2 separate regions of the Homo sapiens genome follow, and region 1 is linked to region 2. Evidence: chromatin contacts called from ENCODE Hi-C or POLR2A ChIA-PET data. All regions are on one chromosome and are shown on one strand. Each heading gives the region's core, a stretch centred on a gene start or an enhancer-like site at or near the end of the contact. The rest is flanking DNA. Distances are from core to core; before and after follow the strand shown. Region 1 overlaps LOC101929750 (a long non-coding RNA gene). Region 2 overlaps MTARC1 (mitochondrial amidoxime reducing component 1).

Region 1 (4,354 bases), core at 1,604-4,103, 270 kb before region 2:
GGCAAATTAGTATTATACAGCACCTTTTGCCTATCAAATGAGTAGAGTCTAAAAAATTATCATCCTTGAGGGTTGAAAAGTTGACATGAAGTTACACCCTCACTGCTAAAGGGCGAGACTGGAGCACCTCACTACAAAACAATTCGACTATGTTTCTAAAGTCCTTCAACCGTTCACACCTCTGACGTCAGGAATTTCTCCTAAGGAAATAATCAAACATATAACCAAAGATTTGTAGACAAAGATTATCTCCCGCAGTATTATGTATAATAAAATGAAAATATGAAAAAGCACTTAGAGGTCTAAAATTGTAGGATGTTTAGAAAAATGATGGCTTGAAAAGAAGATGAATGTTATGTACCTAATTGAAGGAGAAACAAAGAATTTGTATTACATGAAGAAATACTTTTGACATGATGTTCACTGAAAAAAATTCAAGCAGCAAAATCCATAACAATATGAGTTTAACAATTTGTTTAAATGCCTAAAAGAATACAAAAAGGAACAAGCCAAAAATGTAGAACTGGCTGGGCGCGGTGGCTCACCCCTGTAATCCCAGCACTTTGGGAGGCCGAGGCAGACGGATCACGAGGTCAGGAGCTGGAGACCATCCTGGCTAACAGGGTGAAACCCTGTCTCTACTAAGAATACAAAAACTTGGCCGGGCGTGGTGGCGGGCCCCTGCAGTCCCAACTACTCGGGAGGCTGAGGCAGGAGAATGGCGTGAACCCGGGGTGCGCAGCTTGCAGTGAGCCGAGATTGCGCCACTGCACTACAGCCTGGGCGACAGAGCGAGACTCCGTCTCAAAAAAAAAAAAAGCAGAACTACTTCTGCATGGTGAGATTATAATTGATTCTTTTATTCTGCTTCTTTAAATTTTTCCATTCTAAACATATTTTCTAAAATAAACAATTCACATCATGGGTATTGCGCTCTGTGCTTCATTCTGTTATTGTGCTGAAGACCTCTGATTCCTATGCAAATTTTCTGCTCTTTTAAAAATGTTTTTCATACTGAAAAATGAATTATAAAAACCAGTGGGACAGAGGGCTTCCTGAAGGGGATGGTGAATAGTGCTCATACAGCAAAGAGATCAATACTTAAAAATGGAAACACCCCATTAAACTTGGCATGTTGGAAGTCATTGGTGACTTGGATAAGTGTCAATGAGATAGACACAGGACAGATGCCAATGGATCAAAAGTGATTTGAGATGAAAGAGATGACAGCAAATATAGATTACTATTCCTAGAACTGTGACTGTAAAAAAAAAAAACAAAAAACAAAAAACGACAACAAAAAAACAAACAAACAAAAAAAAAACAAGGGTTTTTTGTTAATGGCATCTTGATTGCACTGGTTACCCAGCCTCAGCATCTAGTCATCTTTGATACTTTATCTCCCTTGCCTCCTATGTTGGAATTACCAATTCAATGAAATTTGTAGAAATCAATGCCTCTAAAATGAATAAATGTTTTTTTGATTTTCATGGCTACATCTTCATTCAGACCATCATTGTTTCACACCTAGACACTTCGAGAACTTCCTAACTTTTGGCCTAGCACTTCACGCCTGCAACAATCTGCAAACTAACTCCCTTGTCAGGTTTACCTACCTTGACGACCCCATTTGAGTGCTTTTCTCCAGCAAAACTCTCCACCAAAATCATCCTGCATTTTTTCACATCCTTAAATTAGTGGGAACGATGATTATTATTGTTATTGTCCTTGACATAAATTGGAGAGGGTCAATGATCCTGAGTTGTTAAAATAAGGCCAAAGAGTTTAAGTGACTTACCCATGATCTCACTTGGGCTGCAAAGTCAGGACCAAAGCTCTGAGCTCTTTTTGGCTGCTCCATCTGAGGTGCACACAGCTGCCCCATGTGTTCCAAGAGGCATGAGCTGAAGAGGAAGGAAGTTGGTCCCAACGAACTTTACTGGCTACTGGGACCATGGCATAGTTGACTTATTTTATAGGTGCTGTCTGATTGTGATGCTAAAACCTTAACAAGGCTTGAACCTCTTCTTTTATTTTTATTTTGCTGTCTAGAAGTATCATAGAATCACTTGATATAATCACTTTGAATTTTCTTGTTATTTCACAAGCAACATCCAATAGTTTAGTATCAGATTATTAGATAATGATTAATAATTCCTGGTTTATAATTACTTATATTAAACTATGGCCTGCTGTACAATTATGACTGTCAAAACCTCATCACACAGCAGGGGTCGAAACTAGTAAGATATTGCCCTGGGATTAGCCATTAAATCATCTGGAAATTGAGTAACCATCATCATATGGCAGTGATTTACTTATTTTTCACAAAAAAAAAGTTTATGTTACTCTAGCATTCTCTGAGATAACATTTTAGGACTCTTAAGAATCTAGAAAAGGTGATAAATATCTGCAGTTCTTTTCTTGTTCCCTATGGGGAGAAACTTTATACAATCACAGATATATATGTAGAGAATATCATGTAAGCCGTTGGTTTGGATCCATAAACATTTTAGGTTTGCTTTCCTGGATACCTAAGTTTGAAGGGAGCGTGGTTTCATCCACTTATTTAGACAAAAACATGAAGAAATTAGACTCTGATAATTTCTGAAATTTGCCTCAGAGAACTCACATTTTTGCTTTACAGACACATGCCTTGGAAGTTTTAGTAAGTGAGGTCATCTTCCTCTAATGTTTGCTATGCTTAATGACAATACAAATATGTTGAATTTATTAATTCACTTGTTCATATAACAAATATTTTAAAAATGTCTGCTATGCTGTGTTGTACTTGTAAGGTGACTCTGGATTTTAAAAAGGCCTGATTTGTAACATTTGGTGACTCCTGGGTGTATACACTCCCCTGTGGCTGATTTCAAGCTCCCAGTGCAATGTCGCTGAACACAGACTAGGAAGGAGATGAGCAGAATTGGCTCTGCCAAGCTCGTATGAGGCAGCGCCAGCCCACCCCTGATGCTATGTGTTTTATATATATATATGTTGTGTGTGTGTGTATGTATATATACATGGCATATATATGTGTGTTATACATATGCTATATATGTGTCTGATATATATGTGATATATATGTGTTACATATATGTGTTTGATATATGTAATATATATTTGTGATATCTGTACCATATGAAAATAGAAAAATTTATCTAAATCATCAAAAAAAGTTAAGATACTTTGATTCATTTCTTATTCAGGTAATAAACTGGAGTTCAAATTGAAGAGAGTAGTGAAAAAATTCTGGATGCTTTATTAGTTCTATACACAGGTTTTATTTCTGTGATTGACACAGATAACTCTGTGGCTGAAACTGCATCAGTAGAAATGTAATTAGTTCATAATTTCAATCATTTAATTGAATACTTGTAAATAATATTGAAATAAAATTTACATTTTCATTCCTTGGATATAAACCATTGACCAGTGTACACCTATGATTTTAGTTCATTTAGGATTGTATGGTGGTGAAATTAGTGTCATTTCATTAATATAAGCACATTCTTTATGTCAACTGGTCAGAGTAGTCTACTAAATTTTAAGGTTTGAGGTTTAATATTCTATGTTCTGTTGCATGGCTAGAGTACATCTACAGGCATGCCAGTAATCTTGTAGTGTCACAAGAGAATTTGATAATAGGGAATTGAATGATTAGTATAATCTATCCTCACTATTAAAAAAAAGTCAAAGGTAAGCCCTATGGATGACAATTTAAACACGTGCAGTGTGTCCAACATAATGCTAAGTTTATCATAAACTAATTTCTATAATGGTTATACAGGGTAAATATTATTATCTTAATTTATGTATGGAAATAGCTAAAGCTTAGGACAGTTTAGTAATCTGTTCCAGGTCACATAACCAACAGGGGTTGAAGCTCTGGTTCTTCCCTAGTACTGTCTGACTCTAAAGCCTAGGTTATCTTCAGAAGACAGAATAACCTACAATTTATACACAAGACAGTATAACCTACAATTTATAGAATCGTTATAAAGAATCAATAAGACCAGGATTGGAAAAGCTCTTGGAAAATTACAAATTGCTCCGTAATTGTTTTCAACTATAAAGTAATCCTTGTTAATTACTCAGAAAAAATATTTGCTATGTGACTAATATAAACATCCAGTGGGTTGCTCCATTCTAGTCAATCAGCTCCAGTCACCAGTTAATTTCTTCTCTGAATAAAAAATAAGTAGCACAATCTTAGCTTTTTCTGATTTCAAACACAATCAAATAATAAACCTTAATGCCAATCCCAATGCCCAGTAGGGTCTGTTACATGTTTTATAAGTATTTATGAGGTATTTACTGAATCCCAAAGAGTGATTACTGAATTGCTTTT
Region 2 (4,104 bases), core at 133-2,632:
TAGAAAATAATCCAGTCCCCAGTCCCAGAAAATTTATCCAGGCAAAACTCATTCCTAAAGCCCAATACTTGGTGTTGCCAAAAACGACAGCAGATTCAGAAGGGAAAATCGCTTTAGAAGATTCTTCAAAGGGAAAAAGGGTAAATGGTTTTAAATGAAGTGCTCTTCATTCATTGCCAGGTGACCATAATCCTTGGAGAGGCTAATTATGGCACCATTTTTGTTTGTTTGTTTGTTTTTTGTTGTTTTTTTTTTACCATATCTGGGGGAAATGAACTCATTCCTGTAAAGAGTCTGCTCTGACAGTAGCATTTGAGACATTACTGCTTTAAATGCATTTTCATGGTTCAAAATAATAGCACTATTAAAAAATGTTTCTTCAACAAGGATTTGTTTTCTCCCTAAGAAGCTTAATGTGGACACTACAAATAATGACCAAAGCTGCTGAGTATGGCATAACAAAGAGAAAACAAAGCACTCATCCTGTCCTCCAGATCATGCCCAGAACACTGTCTACCAACATGTGGCTTGCCAACTGGAATGATGCAAATGTCAGACCCACATCTGTGGAAAAGGGGCTCGTCCCACAGGAAACAAGCTATTGGGGAATGGGGAGAATGATATAATTAGAAATTTAAGACACAGTATAACTCAGAAAAATGTTGGCTGGGCAGCACATTGCTAAGACTTGAAATCTTTATTTTGTTCTCTTTTCAAAAGCCCTGTGAGCATAATGAGCAGAATATAGCTTTAAGAACTAAGATTCACCCCATCAGGCATTAATGGTGTCCAGAAACTATGTGAACAATCTTACTTGACATCCCCAAGACATTTATATCTGTCCAATGCAAAATCAGAGGGGGGAACATGTTAATTTTCTCAGCCTTTTGATAGCATATATACAAGATCTCTTAGCCCCACAAAAGCTCCAGATATATTCTCTAGGACTTCGACTGCCTTAAAATATAGACTTGCATTTATCTTGGCCACATTAACGAGATCTGTTTGACCAATACATTTATATTTATGATGACTGAGGGCAGATTATGGTTGTTAAAATTTGTCCTTGGGACATGAAAACACTCTTCTGTCATTAATACATTTTATAATATAAACTATGATGTCAGGTCAACATAAAGGGTAAAAACGTTCCTAAAGTATGCACACATCATTTTTTAAAGCAATTGAGCCTAATGGAATAACAAAGGTCATCATAACAAACCATTACAGCCTTGGTCTTGGCAACTCTGGCCACAGAAGAACCTCCAAGAAACGATCATCATTCCTCCAATGTTATGGCATCCAGACGACAGGAATGGCTCGCAAATGAGTCATACGGGCTCAGATCCGCGGTAGCTATGTGAGCGCTGGACGATCAATTATTCATGTGTTTACAAAGAGCTTTCCCGGTTGATGTTAACCAGAGCTGCCTGCAACGAAGAGCTCTCCAGCTGTCCTCGGCCGTCCTGGGCCTCGGACTAACAAGCGGCTTTAATTGCTGGGCAGGTCATGTGGAAGGTGCTCCTCCCTTCAACCCAGTAAATTCAATCTCTCTGAGACTTTGTTAGGTGTAAAAATGTTAATCAGAAATAATTATAACAACAATAGTTTATTTACAGTACTCCCAGTAAATTCTAAAGAGGGAGACAAAAGTTAGACTTAACTTAGTTCCCACAGGGATCCACCAGGATTGGAGACTGACCAATACCAGGTCAGGGATTGGTAGAGGGCATAACAAATGCCAGGGAAGGGGAGGGACTAGGGGTTGTGGGTTTCACAAGGAAGGTAAGAGGAAGAGCAGTCTAGGATGCTCTGTAAAGGTAAAGGAGCATGACTGAGGACCAGCAAGGGTGAATGCACTAGACTGGCCAACAAATAACCAAATGTGAGTGAATTTGACCTGCCTATCAAAAATGGCCTTGGAAGAGGCTGAATGGGAAGTCACTTCTCAGTCCTTTTTGTTACTTTACACAACCTACAGCCTGTCCAGGAAGAATAATAATGTAATTAAGGCAACTCTTCTCTCTGAGCCAGGCCACAGAGCATGGGAGCAGGTGCCCCACCACCCAATTCCTCAGCTGTGTTTGGAGGAAGAGCAGAGTTATAGTCAGAGCTGTGGCCCAAGCCTCTTCCTGTGAAGAGAGTGTGGTCAGAGCAGACCAAGGGATGCCTCAGGGACTTTTTTACTATCCCAATTCCAAGAACATCTGTGGTACCGAGCCAGATTCTTCCTCTTGCTTGAAATTGGGTAACTTTAGATATCATCATAACTCATTCATCCATTCAGAGAAAGTGGTTGAAGCAAACAATCTCTGTTCTTGCAGACAGCAAAGCACAGTAGTGCTTTGTGCAGACATAGATAGAGTCAGGGCCATAGGACTTCTGAGGTAATTCTGCTTTGTAGGGTGGAAGGCAACACTAGTTGAGAGGACTTGCAACAGAAAGGAAAAGCTAGGGCCGGGCGTGGTGGCTCACAACTGTAATCCCAGCACTTTGGGAGGCCGAGGCGGGCAGATCACGAGATCAAGAGTTCGAGACCATCCTGAACAACATGGTGAAACCCCGTCTCTACTAAAAATACAAAAATTAGCTGGGTGTGGTGGTGTGCACCTGTAGTCCCAGTGAGAGGTGAAGCCAGCTGGACTTCCTGGGTCTAGTGGGGACTTGGAGAACTTTTCTTTCTAGCTAGAGGATTATAAATGCACCAGTCAGTGTTCTGTGTCTAGCTAAAGGATTGTAAATGCACCAATCAGCACTGTAAAAACTCACCAATCGGCACTCTGTGTCTAGCTAAAGGATTGTAAATGCACCAATCAGCACTCTGTAAAATGGACCAATCAGCACTCTGTAAAATGGAGCAATCAGCAGGACATGGGCAGGGACAAATAAGGGAATAAAAGGTGGCCACCCCAGCCAGCAGCAGCAGCCCATTTGGGTCCCCTTCCGAAGCTTTGTTCTTTCGCTCTCCACAATAAATCTTGCTACTGCTCACTTTGGGTCCGTGCCACCTTTAAGAGCTGTAACACTCACTGCGAAGGTCTGTGGCTTCATTCTTGAAGTCAGCGAGACCAAGAACCCACCAGAAGGAACCAACTCCAGACACACCAGCTACTCGGGAGGCTGAGGCAGAAGAATTGCTTGAACCTGGGAGGCAGAGGCTGCAGTGAGCTGAGATCTCACCACTGCACTCCAGCCTGGCAACAGAGTGAGACACTGTCTCAAAAAAAAGAAGAAAAAAAAAAAAGAAAGGAGAAGCTAGCAGAAGAGAAACAGGGCACCCCTCCCTGGTGCATGAAGCATCCTGGAGCACTTTCATCACAGGTGGTTTTGTAACTTACATCACAGGTATTGCTGTAAGGGCAAGGTTAGAGAGAGTTTGGTTTCCCTTCCCTCACCCTGATCCACCCTATCCATCCAAAAATGCATGTTTGGAAAATGATCCCGAAGAAAGAGAGTGCTTCTCCCTAAGGCCCACAACAGGAGAGCTGGTCTAAGACACTTCTCCACACCTCCTTTAACCTATCAAGTCCCAGTTCCATCCTTTTACTCCAGCAAGAGGGGCAAGGGAGAGGACAAGGGGAAGTGTCCCAAGATAGGTCTCCTTCACTTGGCGGGAACTTTTAACTTCTTCAGTCTTCCCATGAGTGCACCCCTCCTGCTAACTGGGATTCCTTGGCTCACTGGCATTCTGCCTAGAGATCAGAGGATCATTTCTCAAAAGACAGTCAAAAACAGACCTTTGGGAAGGGCAGCATTAAACACAGATGTCTTCATGAAGGCCTCTCCAGAGCCTTTTGCCTTTGAAGAGAAGTGAGGCACGCAGGACTTTCCAAACTTACTGGTCCATGGAATTGTTTTTAGAAGCATCCCGAAAGGCAAACTTTCAGAATTCCATGGACCAATAAAACACGGGAAATGCAGTGTTAGGGTGTGGTAGCAACACTCCGATTATACCCACAATCAAGGTCTGGTCTGAGAGCCACTCTGTCATTTTCAAGGAACTTTAATGTATCTGTTCTCCACCATCATGGGTTGCTTTAATTTGATACACTCTTGGAATGCTGGGAGCACTTGCCTGGAATTTCAGCCTGCCATCACTGTTGG

The links. A loop is a pair of places that touch in the nucleus more often than their neighbours do. ChIA-PET counts read pairs that join two places held with the same protein, here RNA polymerase II (POLR2A). Pooled maps may share reads with other maps.
Region 1: a loop to region 2 is called in a map of IMR-90, with 2.8 times the contacts of the local background. The contact joins two enhancer-like sites. A Hi-C loop is called at or near these places in 1 of 168 maps with a recorded cell type or tissue (IMR-90) and 1 of 50 pooled maps. POLR2A ChIA-PET finds 5 or more read pairs at or near these places in 3 of 52 experiments (AG04450, BJ and PC-9).

What each region holds. Positions count from the first base shown.
Region 1 is chr1:221,087,895-221,092,248 of GRCh38, reverse strand. The region is part of intron 5 of LOC101929750 (a long non-coding RNA gene); the gene reads right to left. Among named protein-coding and RNA genes, the nearest start is that of HLX-AS1, 210 kb to the right of the region's middle. Within about 2 kb of position 2,853, at least 3 of the 41 ENCODE cell types and tissues checked have a DNase peak (open chromatin) inside an H3K27ac peak, as active enhancers do.
Region 2 is chr1:220,816,234-220,820,337 of GRCh38, reverse strand. MTARC1 (mitochondrial amidoxime reducing component 1) reads right to left here. Exons shown (of 7, transcript NM_022746.4): 7 at 679-4,104. Among named protein-coding and RNA genes, the nearest start is that of LINC01352, 11 kb to the left of the region's middle. RefSeq lists an enhancer at 1,118-1,809. Within about 2 kb of position 1,382, at least 4 of the 41 ENCODE cell types and tissues checked have a DNase peak (open chromatin) inside an H3K27ac peak, as active enhancers do.